Linked DNA regions of Homo sapiens: region 1 is linked to region 2. The links are chromatin contacts, found by Hi-C or POLR2A ChIA-PET in ENCODE. All regions are on one chromosome and are shown on one strand. Each heading gives the region's core, a stretch centred on a gene start or an enhancer-like site at or near the end of the contact. The rest is flanking DNA. Distances are from core to core; before and after follow the strand shown.

Region 1 (4,281 bases), core at 685-3,184, 200 kb after region 2:
TCAGGGCCTCAATGGAAAAGCATCCAGAAATATCCCATGCCTCCTCAGATCGGTGATACCTCAAATGTTACCTTAAAAACTACGTGACAGGTATTCCTGACACCCGAAGGACAGGTACGGCATAGAACTTCAGATTCTCAGAGCTCAAAGGACGCTTGGCCTAATCCTAACTCTCCATTTTATGTATAAGGAAATTGGGGTCCCTGGGGAGAAGCAACTTGCCCAAGGACACTTACAGCTGCATGGACATGAAAGATAGTCCTCGTGATACAAGCCAGTGTTCCCAAAGTGCCCTGCCATTAAACATTATTGGAAAATAACGAAAGAAAACAGCCCTTGCCACATACCACACATTATCTAAAGCAATGTTTCCAAACTGCAAGTCATAACATTTTCTTGAGAAATCACTTTTGTAGATTGAAACTAGGATTTTATTAACAAAAATATAACATGGAATAGAAAACACCAAAGTGAGTACAGTCAGTCCTCCACATCTGCAGGTCACACGTCCGTGGATTCAACCAAATAGAGGTCAAAAGTATTGGGAGAATAAACTGTGTCTATACTGAACATGTACAGATGTTTTTTCTTGTCATTATTCCCTAAACAATACAGTATAACAATGATTTCCACAGCATTTACATTACATTAGGTATCATAAGTAATCTGGAGGCAATTCAAAGCATACAGATGGATGCTCATAGGTTACATGCTTCTACTACACCATTTTATAACAGGGACTTGAGCATCCATGGATTTTGGTATCCTCAAGGGATCCTAGAACCAAATCCCCATGGATACCAAGGAACAACGATACATCATTGAGGATAAGTATTTTTTCCAGAAACTTTTGTTTTGCTTTTACATGCACATATACATACAAATGGCATGTACACACACACACACACACACACACACACAGACACACATACACAGGCACGGATATGCCTATCAATACTGGGTATATATGTATTGATTTACACTGTAAGATCCATTTCTTACTATCGTAGTCTTCAAAAAAGCATGCAAGCTTTCTTAAATTTAGTCCCCAGTTATCTTGGGACTAAATCTGCAATAAGCGTCATCAATGGAAAGAGAGGTTCTTTATGCATACACAAAAGGGGTGCTGTCCAGGTGCCGACCTGGGGGTGGAAGCAGACACTGGAATTACCTGGGCAATTTCTGCCACAGGTGAGTTTATCAGAAACTAACGTGGAAGACTACAGGTACCTGCAAAACCAGACGGTCCACTTTTTAGCCTCAGGCCACCATTGCTGCCTCACCTGAGGACATAGCAGTAGTGCCAAGCAAGGACTGGTCCAGCCAGGACCATCCCAGCTCAGGTCCCCTTGGCCTGGCATCCTCTCCTGGGGACTCAGCCTCCCAAGGATCACGAGGATATTAGGTCCTAGGTTCCCTGCACCTGCCAATGGTAGGAAGATTCCTGGGCGTTCGTCAGGGGGCCCACTTTCTCCATGTGATAGAGGACAGGTTCATGGTGTTAGGTTTCAGTTCCTGGAAACAGGATATCCTCCCTTCCCTTCTCTGGCCTGCCTGGGTGCAGTGGGCTGTGGACAACAAGGATGGTCAGCAATTTTGTGGGTCTTACACACCTCAAGGGAGCTTCTGCAAAGGGATTTGGTAGAAATATTTCTTGAAGTAAACGGGCCGCTGGCAAGGGCTTGACAGTTAACCTGGGAATTTATGCACCGATGTTACAATCCCAGAGTACAAACCTGGGAGAGCCTGGCTAGACCCTCTCAGCCACAAGTCAGCAAACGTGTCTGTAAAGGGTCAGAGAGTAAATGTGGAGGCTTTGCAGGCTATATGATCCCTGTCACAACTATTCAACTCTGCTACTGTAAAGCGAAAACAACATAAACAGGAAGTAAGCACACAGGCAGCAGTGTGCCGATCAAACCGCACCCACAGCCACAGGCAGTGGGCCAGAGGTGACCCACTAGCCACAGCCGGCCGACCCTGCTCCAGTACAATCCCTTCTTTTTATAGCTTCAGAAGTTGAGACCAAGGAGAGGAAAAGGCAGTCAAGCCCCCCAAGTACTCACTGCTGGGCACGAGTTTCTGTTACACGGAGCCTCAGGCAAGAGAACCCTTTTGCTAAGTAATTTTGTGCTTCCTGAGAAATGGAATTCCTGGCCCCCTCTTGCCCTGGGCAGCAACTCAAAGTGAAGTTAAATTGCCGGGACCTGGAGTTTGTCACCCTGAGTTCAGATTCTGGCTTTGTCACAAGTCGCCTAACATTTCTAAACTTCAGTTTCCTTTTCTGTAGAAAATGAACAATAAAAACGACTTCAGCCGTGATTGTACTCAAGTATGGAGCAGTAAAGAAAAGCAAGGTCAAGTATGGAAAGCCAAGCATATAGTAAGTGAATGTCAGTCATTGTTTTCTTTCTTTTTTTGAAACAGAGTCTTGCTCTATCACCCAGGCTGGAGTGCAGCGGCGCGATCTCAGCTCACTGCAACCTCCATTTCCCAGGTTCAAGCAATTCTCCTGCCTCAGTCTCCCGAGTAGCTGGGATTACAGGTGCCCGCCACCACTCCCAGTTAATTTTTGTATTTTTAGTAGAGATGGGGTTTCACCATGTTGGCCAGGCTGGTCTTGAACTCCTGACCTCAAAAGATCCACCCGTCTCAGTCTCCCAAAGTGCTGGGATTACAGGAGTGAGCCACCGAGCCCGGCCCAGTCATTGTCTTCAATACCTCAAAGTTAAATGCTCATGCCTGTTTTCAAGCACCCCAATAATCTACCCCACCCTACCAACACTTCAAAAGAGTCAAAGCTAACACATGTGAACTTACTTTGAAAACTGTAAAACACCATGTGAGACAGCATCATGTCCTAATCTTTAATACACTCTTTCTGTTCAGATGTCTCCTTCCATGAATATACCACACCCATTCCCTCCTACATTCATTTGTCATGCATTTAGTGAGCACTTTGGAGCCAGAAACCTCTAGGCAGGTTGGAGTGTGCAGGATCTAGTCATATTGCTCCGCTCACCACTTGCAAAGACATTATCAATTCCCTTACATACTCAAGTCCTATCTCTCCTCCAGATTCAAGCATTAGTTTTTCCAGGCTGCTGCATTTTGCCTTCTACTGTCTATTGCTATTCTTACCCTTCTGATATTTTCTGTATTACGAGGGCTGGTACCCTGAAACTTGCATGTCTTATACTTTTTCTTTTTTTTTTTTTTTTTTTTTTTTTTTTTCTTATTTTTAGTAGAGACCGGGTCTTGCCATGTTCCCCAGGCTGGTCTTGAACTCCTGGCCTTCAGCAATTGCATGTCTTTTACTTTCTTTACAGGAAGGTTCTAGTCTAGCTTCTGCCATTGAGAGGCACTGGCAGGTAGCTGATATTTGGAAGATGAAAGCAAAGGATAAAGCATTATTCTTCTCTAACAGCAGTGGTTAGGTGTGTGATCAGATGGCAGACACAGGGTTTGTAGTGTCTAGGAGAGCTCCAGTGAGTTACCTGCCTTAATTCAGCAGATAGCCGACTTCCTAGAGGTAGCATCCTACAATTCTAGCACTTTCTAATTTCCTCAAATCCAACAGCTATTCTTGACTTTTGTTCCTCCAACATTTCCAACAATTTTGTAATTGCATCATTCTTTATATTAAACCTTTTTTCTACTAAAATAAAGAGTGGTTATACTATTAATAATTATGAGTGCCCTTTTTTTTCAGGAATAAAACTTGCTATAAGCAAACAACTGCCTTTATGATTCTATTCCATTAGTGTCAGGCTTCTTAGCTCCCAAATTACGTTGTAAAGTCACTGAGCCCAGGGACGGTGTCTTATATTCCACGTCCACAGCATCAAGTCTAGGGCTGGGCATGTAGCTGATTAAATAACATGAGGCATCCAGGTGCCCAAGTCTGTCACCTGTCATTCAAAAAATATTCAGTGATCTCTTTCTTAGGTCAGGCTCCCAGGAAACAGACACTCAGGATGGAGGTTTGCCTGCAGAAAGCTGACTGAGGATCAACACCAGCGGAGGACGAGAAGGAAGCAAGGGTGGGCAGAGGAAGGAGTTCAGCTTTGATGCAGCCACAACAAAAGCCACAAATGTCCCCACAAGAAGACCTGGAACTAAGATGGCCATTTAGAGGTGTCCCTTCCCACTTATTGGCAAGGTGATATTTATCCCCCGTCGACCAGCCATTGAATGTGGGCTGCCCCCAGGAAGGAGAGAGGGCCTTAAGTGAGGCTCTTGACCACTAAGGGCAACTCCTAGAAAGAGCTTCAGTTAAAA
Region 2 (4,014 bases), core at 567-3,066:
CAAACCAAAAAAGTATTTATCCACTTAGTACTAACTGTTTTGGTGGCAAAATTTCATATGAACAAACAGGAGGTTATATATATTCTATATGTATCCCTGTCTAAGTCTGTTTTGTGCTGCTGACCTGAGGCTGGGTAATTTATAAAGAAAAGAGGTTTCTTTGGCTCACAGTTCCACAGGCTATACAAGAAGCATGGCGCTGACATCTGCTTTTGGTGAGGACCTCAGGAAGCTCCCAATCATGGCAGAAAGTGAAGGGGGAGCAGGCATGTCACATGGCAAGAAAGAGGGAGCAAGAGGGCGGGGAGAAGGTGTCAGACTCCTTCAAACAACCAGCTCTCAGCTCTCACGTGAACTCATAGAATAAAAATCACTCATTATCTTGGGGAAGGGCATCAAGCCATTCATGAGGGATCAGCCCCCCATGACCAAACACCTCCCACTAGGCCCCACCTCCAACACTGGGGATCAAATTTCACATGAGGCTTGGGGAGGACAAATATCCAAACTATATAAATCCCTCAGTGCAATTACATATCTATATCTAGACATCTATCTCTACACACACGCATCCTGTTTCATTTCAGAAGTGTTCGTGTGTTTAATTATGGGTGCTATGTCAGACTCACTCAGTGTTCAATAATTTGTGGTATATGCATGCTTGATCTTTCTGAAATCTGAGGAATCCTGAAGTCCAAACACATTTGTTCCCAGTAGTTTTAGATAAGGGGCAGGAGTCCTGTAATACTTCTTGACCTGCCCTTCAGGCCTGTGGTGCAGACTGCACAAGCCACTAGCCATGGCACACATGGTAAGCTGTGAAGCCCCGGGTATAAAGGACAACATTCCCCAGGGCCACTGCATTAGTCTGCTAGGGCTGCCATATCAGAGCCGCTTAGACTGGGTGGCTTACACAACAGACATGTATTTTCTTGTGATTCTGCAAAGCTGGAAGTCCAAGATCAAGGTGTTACCAGGGTAGCTTCTCCTTGGCTTGCAGTTGGTCATTTTCTCCCTGTGTCCTCACACAATTTCCCTGTTTGTGTTTGTGTCCAGTCTCCTCTTCTTATAAGGACACCAGTCAGATTGGATTAGCCCATCCCTGTTTTAACTCAATTACCTCTTCAAGATCCTGTTTCCAAATACAGTCACATTCTGAGGTCCTGAGGATTAAGAATTCAAGATGAATTTGGGGGGACACAATTCAGTCCATGAAGTCAACATTTAGGCCATTCCAGCCGCCAGGTCTCCTGGCTTAGTGTTTAAACCTGTGACTTTCTACGCTTTACACATAACAGCATACCTAAATTCAGGCAAAAGCTGGGTGGTGATGGAGACATGCCTTTCCTGCCTGCAAACTGTGGCTGTATGATTCCCCTGCGGGCGAGCCTCTGGGAGTTTAGAGTGTCTCATTAGAAGAGCCACACTGAGAGAAGTCCTAATAAATAATTAGAAGTACATCTGCTAACTCTGTGGAACTTCGGCCCAGGCCCCGCACCAGGCCAGTGTGAAAGGGAGGTTAATCAGCCGGCACCCCGGCGGGGTTTCCCTTTGTCCATCACACCTCGGGACAGGGGGAGGGGAGGGAGGAAGGAGGTGCCTCAGGTCCTGGTGCCCCCGAGGCCTGGTGAGGCCACTCGCTCTGCCCTGTAACTTCAATGAAGGGCACAGCTGGGAAGAGGATGACCAAATGGAAGACACTGTCTTTCCTGGCAGACCATCCGTCTCTGTTTATTGTCCTGTGTTTTCTGATGGGGCCACACTGGGGTTTGGCCAGCAGTGGCAGGCCCCCTGTGTGTCTGTAATAAGACAAGCAGTGGAGTCTGTCGGTCAACAAATATTTATTGACCTCCTGAGGTCACAGAGCCCGGGGCCTGACTCTGAGGAGACACTCTGGCTACAGCCATTGTTCACCAGGCAAACACCCAGGCAGCGGAAGGCCCAGATGTCCTCCTCAGCCTCGAGCAAGGGCTGCAGGCCAACACCACGTCAGATGGCAGCTCCTTTCATGGGCTTTCCTAGGGCTCTGGAGATGGTCCAACCAGAAACCATTACTAAGGGGTTACTTTACCGAGTATCTTGGTGTCTGGCTCAGGGTTGGGCTCACAGAGCTAATGCAGAAATGAACCCACCTTCGTTGGCCAATAACAGATGCTCTTCCCGCCTCTAACAAAGCCCTCACAGCCTTCATGCCTGCAGATTTTTCACAAGCTGTACCCTTTCTCAGGGGCATTTTGCTTTCTAACAGCATCAAAACACCACACTGAAGGGACTAGACCAGAGCTGTGAGTGGACTCCCGGGCATGAGCACAAGGAATATTTTTTCTAGTCAGGGTTTTACAGGCCCCAAAACAATATTATGTAAGCATGCATAGCTGGCTCTTGTTCTGTTACACTCACTTATGTATTTTCTTCTGCTGAAAGTGTGGACTTATGTGTGTGGCATTAAGGAAAGAGAGAGCATCAGTCACCCTGAGATAATCATGCGTCCTTGGGGGCTTCCAGTATGGCTGAGAGAGATAAGGAAGGCTGGGGTAAAACAGCGCTTCTCTGCTTTTTACCTCTGCTTCTCCATGAGATAGAGGGTAATGGCGTTTTGTTCCTTCCACAAGTGACGCACTTTCAAGATGGAAGAAGATACACTGTGAATAGACATCGGGACACCCTTGGCTGTTCTGTGCTTCCCCGGCCCACCTGGGGAAGCCAGAGGTCTCTGTCCCTTGGCTGCTCATGTAAAGAGGTCCCTTGGCCTGGCTTGGGGCAGAGATTCTCTGCAGAAGTGGGCAGAACACAGACGTGAGGGGTACGCGTAGGAGGATTCGTTCACACACCTGTTACTGCTCGATTCAGCTGCTTTTGTCCATCGCATCAAGACCCTGTAGGAGCAAGTTCTAAAGACTTGAAAGCTAACACCAGTGTCTTTTCTTTCTTTCTTTCTTTTTTGAGACAAGGTCTCACTCTGTTGCTCAGGCTGGAGTGCAGTGGTGTGATCACGGCTCACTGTAGCCTCAACTTCCTGGGCTCAAACAATCCTCCCGCCTCAGCCTCCCAAGTAGCTGAGTGAAAACACACCACCAACCCTGGCTGATTTTTTATGCTTTTCTAGAGACGGGGTTTTGCCATGTTGCCCAGGCTGGCCTCCCATAGTGCTGGGATTGCAGGTGTGAGCCACCACGCCCTTCTTGCCAGTGTTTTCTCAAATTCCTTACATCTGTTTTGGCTTCAGAGTCCCTTCAGACCTTCTGCCAGGGAGTGTAAAGTGCCCCCTAACCCTCCTTTGCACTGGCCATGGGTCCTGCTGTACTTTCAGAATGCTGCCCAAGCATAGTGCCTGCGCCTCAGGGACCTGCAGGATGTGCATGTGTGAGTGTGTACGGCCTGTGTGCCAGTGTGTTTGGTGTGTGTGTGTGATGTGTGAGAGGATGTGTGGTGTGAAGGGTGTGATGGTGTGAGTGTGAGAGTGTGTGTGAGTGTGTACATGAGGCTAACAATGACTGCACACTTCCTCTGTATCTGACACATCCCTAGGGTTTTCGCACACATGACTTCATTTTGTCCTTACACAAGCCTGTCAAGCATGCATTATTCTCATGTCATAGAGAAGGAAACCGAGAATTACAGGGACTTCTAACTTACCCAAGATCACACAGCTGTTAAATAGGCAATAGTACCTGGCTTTGTCTGTCCAATTCCTAAGCCAAGATTCTTTCCCCAGTGTGTGTCCTCCTACCAGCGAACTCAGCTAACAATGTGTGGAAATGTGTGTCCCATTTCAATCAACAACTACAGCTGCCTCCGATGTGGGACACACACCACCACAGCCAAGAGTGGAGCGGGGAGTGGGACGTCCTTGGTCCCGGGTCCCGCCATTGGGAGGCAGAAGCTGGAGGAAGAGCAAAGGGTGCCCCCCTCACCCCCAACCCTCCTGCCTTGATGCCCTAGGGCAGGGTTGTCTGCAATATGTTTTTCCCACAGGCCTTAGTTCTGTAAGATGAAGAAGTTTTCAGTGAGAAA

The links. A loop is a pair of places that touch in the nucleus more often than their neighbours do. ChIA-PET counts read pairs that join two places held with the same protein, here RNA polymerase II (POLR2A).
Region 1: a loop to region 2 is called in a map of sigmoid colon, with 2.1 times the contacts of the local background. The contact joins two enhancer-like sites. A Hi-C loop is called at or near these places in 1 of 168 maps with a recorded cell type or tissue (sigmoid colon). POLR2A ChIA-PET finds 5 or more read pairs at or near these places in 3 of 52 experiments (MCF 10A, Panc1 and activated CD4-positive, alpha-beta T cell).

Annotation. Positions count from the first base shown.
Region 1 is chr1:229,198,162-229,202,442 of GRCh38, forward strand. No RefSeq gene overlaps it. Among named protein-coding and RNA genes, the nearest start is that of LINC02815, 46 kb to the left of the region's middle. RefSeq lists an enhancer at 1-60. Within about 2 kb of position 1,935, at least 10 of the 41 ENCODE cell types and tissues checked have a DNase peak (open chromatin) inside an H3K27ac peak, as active enhancers do.
Region 2 is chr1:229,001,920-229,005,933 of GRCh38, forward strand. No RefSeq gene overlaps it. Among named protein-coding and RNA genes, the nearest start is that of LINC02815, 150 kb to the right of the region's middle. Within about 2 kb of position 1,817, at least 4 of the 41 ENCODE cell types and tissues checked have a DNase peak (open chromatin) inside an H3K27ac peak, as active enhancers do.